2 separate regions of the Homo sapiens genome follow, and region 2 is linked to region 1. Evidence: read pairs that join two places in POLR2A ChIA-PET (ENCODE). Cell type or tissue: MCF 10A. All regions are shown on one strand.

Region 1 (2,500 bases):
CTGCAATGTCAGAACACTGAGTAAAAACAGGAGCTCTCACAGCTTAATAGAGAGAGGGGGAAGAAACAAACACCAGGTCATCCACAAAGGAACAAGGCTGGGATAGACATCAGACTTTTCCTAAGTCACACTGGATCCTGAAGACAAAGGAACAGGGCCTTCCAAGTTAATGTCTCACACACTCCAGCTAAAATGAGATAAAACCAAGGAGCTAGAGACATGACTGAATAGTAAAGGGCCATTGCATGACAAGAGTGAGGCAGAGACCCCGGGAGGTCACTGGAGCACAGGACCAAGACTCACGGGGGAAAATTCCAGGAGGAAAGTGAGTTTTGTGCACCAGAGAGTACCATCAAAAGGCTGGGTAAACTTCAGGACCCAGTAAAGACACACCACTCTTCTTTGTTTAAAAGAAAAAAGAGGCAATTAGAAACTCCAGGAAAAATAAAAGACATACAAAAAAATTGTGGTTCAAATTAGATGTAAACGAAAATGCCTCATGATTATGGGTCAAGAGCTCCGAGCCAAGCTCGGTTCTAGGGGTTTTTCCTATGCTCTATTATTTATTCTTCACAACAACTCCATGAGGTGGTGGCAGGAAATGTAATCCCAGCACAGGCCCTGCTGATGGAAGCAAACTTTACACAGTTGTGGTCATGCTAACCTTAGCACTAGTTGTCAATGTTTCAGAACCAATCCTATAAACAAAGGCCATACAACTGACCTGTGGGCCCAGCAGAGAACATGGATTTAAGGGAAAAGTTGGAATGCACACAGTGTGCAAAGAACGTATCTAAATGAAACACAGAGATTTAAAATTACAAAGATAGTCAACAAAATAAGTAAAATAATACATCCATCAATTTAGGAAGAGTTGGAGGGGAGGGATAGGAGTCAGGTAAATCCTTAAATTTCATGGCAGGAGGATAACAGAAAATATCTAAATTTGATAAATCAAGAAACAGCAGTAAAATACAGTTCATTTATGGCAGTAACCATCAAGACAACTAAAATCAGAAAAGAAGTGTTGCTGTCTAGGGAGTGGGGCTGGACTGGTGAGAGGATTTTTTTTGTTGCAAGCTCCTCTGTGTTATGGGTATCTATCTATCTACCTATCTATCTATCTATCTATCTATCTAATCTGAGATAGAGTCTTGCTCTGTCACTGCAGCCTCCACCTCCCAGGTTCAAGTGATTCTTCTGCCTCAGCCTCTCGACTAGCTGGGATTACAGGCGCCTACCCACGCTCGGCTAGTTTTTATATTTTTAGTAGAGACAGAGTTTCACCATGTTGGCTAGGCTGGTCTTGAACTCCTGACCTCAAGTGATCTGTCTTCCTCAGCCTCCCAAAGTGCTGGGATTACAGGTATGAGCCACACGCCTGGCTTGGGCCTTTTAAAAAAATCCTATGTATTTGTTTCTTCCATAACAAGAAGAAGAAGTGTTTAAATATAGTTCCTTAAATATCTAGTCCAATATTTCCCAAAACATGTTCAAAGAAATGTTATCATTGTATAAAACTGTTTATCGTTTCCAGAAAAAAAATTTTGTCAACTAAAGAGTGAAAATGTTGCATGATAATTCCACTCTTGGAGATTCACAACGCACACTAGTCATTAAAAGCTTGGGAAAGTCCAGCATTAAATGGTTTAGCATTAACCATGTCAGGTCTGACAGATGAGGTTCAGACCCTGTTTGCCCTGAGTTGTGACGCTATGGCCTCGAAAAAGCTCCGTGCTGCCAGCAGTAGGGCAGATAATGGTCCCCCAAAAGATATAGCCAAGTGATAACCCTCCAGAACCTGTGCATGTGATCTTATCTGGAAAAAGGGTCTTTGCAGATGTAATCAGGTCAGGATCTGGAGATGAGCTCCCAAGTGTGGAGCATGGAGAAGAGGGGAGGGGAGTGAGGGAGACGGGGAAGGCAGCAAGTGAGAAGGGGGAGAAAGGGGGCAGGGGAAGGAAGGGGAGGTATGGAGTGGATTCTCCCTCAGAGCCTCTGGAAGGAATTAACCCTGCCAACACCTTGATTTCTGGAACTGTGAGAGAGTAAGTTTCGGTTGCTTTTCAGCCACCCAGTTTGCGGTAATGTGTGACAGCAGCCACAGGAAGTGAGCACACTGCCCCGTCCTCATGCGGGGGGTCCATACAGTGATCCCATGGGGCTGCGCACGACCGGCCTCAGCACAGCGCCTGGCACGTTCCAAAGGTCCACTCCTGAAATCTCAGCTGTTATTGTTGCTCTTAGTCATTAGCCCTGTCAACTGGGTCTCCTCTGATTTGGGCCTGTTGGTGTGGGGGGAAGCCAACCCAAATTCAGACTCAGCCTTGCTTCCTAATAGCCCTTGTGAGGAGCCTTGTCCTTTAGCTTCTTCTGCCTGCAGGCTGGGGAAGCATGTGAGGTACACAGAGCTACAGGTGGACCACATGGTGTTGGGGCCGCAGAGAAATGCAGCATCCAATGGATGGGACGTTGGTGCCAGGCAGCCTGGAGTGGAGGA
Region 2 (2,500 bases), 97 kb before region 1:
CTGCCCTTCCCACTGCCCCCTGCCCTCAGAAGCAGCGATTGCACAGGTGTGCTCACTTTAGATTTATTCTGTATAAACCTCATGCAGCATGTGCCATTTCTAGTCAGTTTTCATTTGCTCAACCTGAGGTTTCTGAGATTCATTGCGATTGTTGTGGGTTTCAGCAGTTTGTAATGTTTTTTGATGAATAGTCTCCTATTGCATTGGCCACACCACCATTTGTGTTTGTTTTCTTATTAATGGACATTTGGGTTATTTCCAGTTTGGGAATAAAGCTGCTATGAACATTTGTGAGCATTTGGTAGACACAGGCTTTCAGTTCTTCTGGATAAATACATAGAGTGGGCCGGACGCGGAGGCTCTCTCACCTGTAATCCCTACACTTTTGGGAGGCTGAGGCGGGTGGATCACCTGAGCTCAGGAGTTCCAGACCACCCTGAGCAGCATGGTGAAACCCCATCTCTACTAAAATACAAAAAAATTAGCCGGGGCCAGGCGCGGTGGCTCACGCCTGTAATCCCAGCACTTTGGGAGGCCAAGGCAGGTGGATCACGAGATCAGGAGTTTAAGACCAGCCTGGCCAAGATGGTGAAACCCCCGTCTCTACTAAAAATACGAAAATTAGCTGGGCGTAGCAGTGGGCCCCTGTAATCCCAGCTACTCAGGAGGCTGAGGCAGAGAACTGCTTGACCTGGGAGGCGGAGGTTGCGGTGAGCCCAGATTGTGCCACTGCACTCCAGCCTGGGCGACAGAGCAAGACTCCGTCTCAAAGAAAAAAAAATTAGCCGGGCATGGTGGCCCACGCCTGTAATCCCAGCGACGGGGGAAGCTGAGGCACGAGAATGGCTTGAGACCCAGAGGCAAAGGTCCAGCTTGGGCTACAGAGCAAGACTCCGTCTCAAAAAAAAAAAAAGAAAAAAAAAATACATAGAGTAAAATTGCTGGGTCACAGGATGAGAAGTGTGTACTTAACTTTATTAGAAATTGCCAAACAGTGATCTAAACAGGTTGCATGGTTTTCCATTCCACCAGCAAATGGATTCAGTTACCTGAGACAGGACCATACCACGTCCATTTTTCTGGTGCCCATGCAGTAGCCCCCACAAACGTACCTGGAGCAGCCCAAGTAGCTGTCTGTTCCTTGCACATGGGGTTTTCCACATCTGAGTTAGGCACATGCATGGAAGCACAGAATCCCGCCATGCCCCATGGCATGTTTGCACAGGCCTGCGCCATGTGTTCCTCCTCCCAGGAGCCTCCCCTGTCTCATGCCTCCTCCTACTCCCTTCCTCTTGGAGGTGGAGCTCACATTCTGCCCTCTGTCCTGGTCAGCCTCACCTGTGCCTCCTCTCCTCCCTCAGGTGTTTGGTGTCTGGGTGCCAGGATCTTGATTTGCCCCTGTGCCTTTGAAGGCTCAGTCGATGGTGTGATTAGCACCCTTTCCTTTGGTGCAGAAGAGAAGACTTCCTCTGCGCCCAGGTGAGCTGGGTAAGCAGCCTGAGCCTGGGCATGCCCCTTGCCCGGGGAACAGAGGTGACTCCCTGCCATGCAATTCCCAGGGAGTGTCTGGGAGTGCCCTGGGAGGAGCTCCACAAAGCACCAGGGCTCAGCTCTGCCCCAGGCAGGGACTGCCCAGGAAGGAAGACTTCTCAGTGGAGGTGAGGGCTGCACAGGGCCCTGATCTACTCAGACAGAGAAGGGGACAAAGGGGCACCCCAGCAGATAGGACGTGCACTCCTTCCACAAACTGCCTGAGGACTGCTTTGTGCTGGGCTCACTAAGTGTTGTGGATTTGTCCAGGAATAACACAGCCCAGTGTCCTCCCTTAGTGGTACAGAAGGCAGGAAAGTTAGCATAGGCGCTGCTGTGACAAGAAGGAACAGGGACAATAAGAGCCAGGGCGGTGGCCACTTTCCCCTGGGTCTGGGGGCTCCTACAGTGAGCCCAGGGCTGTCGTGACACAGCCTGGCCACTCTCACATCCTTGACGGGGAGGATCACCAATGCAGCTTTGTGGATGAGGCTCAGAAGGGATAAGATCATCTGCCCAGGGTCACACAGGGAGGAAGGAGCCAAGCCAGGCTGCAGGGTAACTTGGCCGAGTCCCTAAATCTGCACTTGTCCTGGACAAGCCAGCAGAGGGACAGGAAGCCAGAAGTGACCAGGGGCCATTCATCAGTAGCTGGTGGTGCTGGCCAGCCCTCAGGTCATCAGAGCTAGGCGGGCACCATCCTCCATGGCCCCTTCGTGTCCACCCTATTGTCACAAACAGTGCAGGGGCCATGAAGGGAAGGAAATGTGACCAGAGCAGTCCTCGTCCCCACCAGGCTTTACTGCAGGAGACAGCATGGCCCTCCTGCACTCAAGTCTGTCCCTGCCTCCCAGCCCTTAGAGCTGGGCAGCATGAGGCCACTGATGGCTCCCACTGTGCTAGCTCGCCTTCCTCCACGGACTGTCTCAACAAAGTCCCAACACTCATCAGTTCCAGATTTGTGCTCTGT

Evidence for each region. ChIA-PET counts read pairs that join two places held together with the same protein. Peaks named below come from ENCODE experiments on the same cell type or tissue, not always from the same donor. Only the 100,000 strongest peaks of a DNase experiment are listed, where the experiment ranks them.
Region 2: POLR2A ChIA-PET joins it to region 1 with 5 read pairs; 8 of 35 experiments call an interaction of 5 or more read pairs at or near these places.

The regions. Positions count from the first base shown.
Region 1 is chr15:31,367,460-31,369,959 of GRCh38, reverse strand. All of the region lies in intron 1 of KLF13 (KLF transcription factor 13), which reads right to left. Among named protein-coding and RNA genes, the nearest start is that of KLF13, 42 kb to the right of the region's middle. In MCF 10A, no CTCF peak of the experiment used is centred here; no DNase peak of the experiment used is centred here.
Region 2 is chr15:31,464,610-31,467,109 of GRCh38, reverse strand. No RefSeq gene overlaps it. Among named protein-coding and RNA genes, the nearest start is that of KLF13, 140 kb to the right of the region's middle. RefSeq lists an enhancer at 2,189-2,500. In MCF 10A, no CTCF peak of the experiment used is centred here; DNase peaks (open chromatin) are centred at 1,329 and 1,539.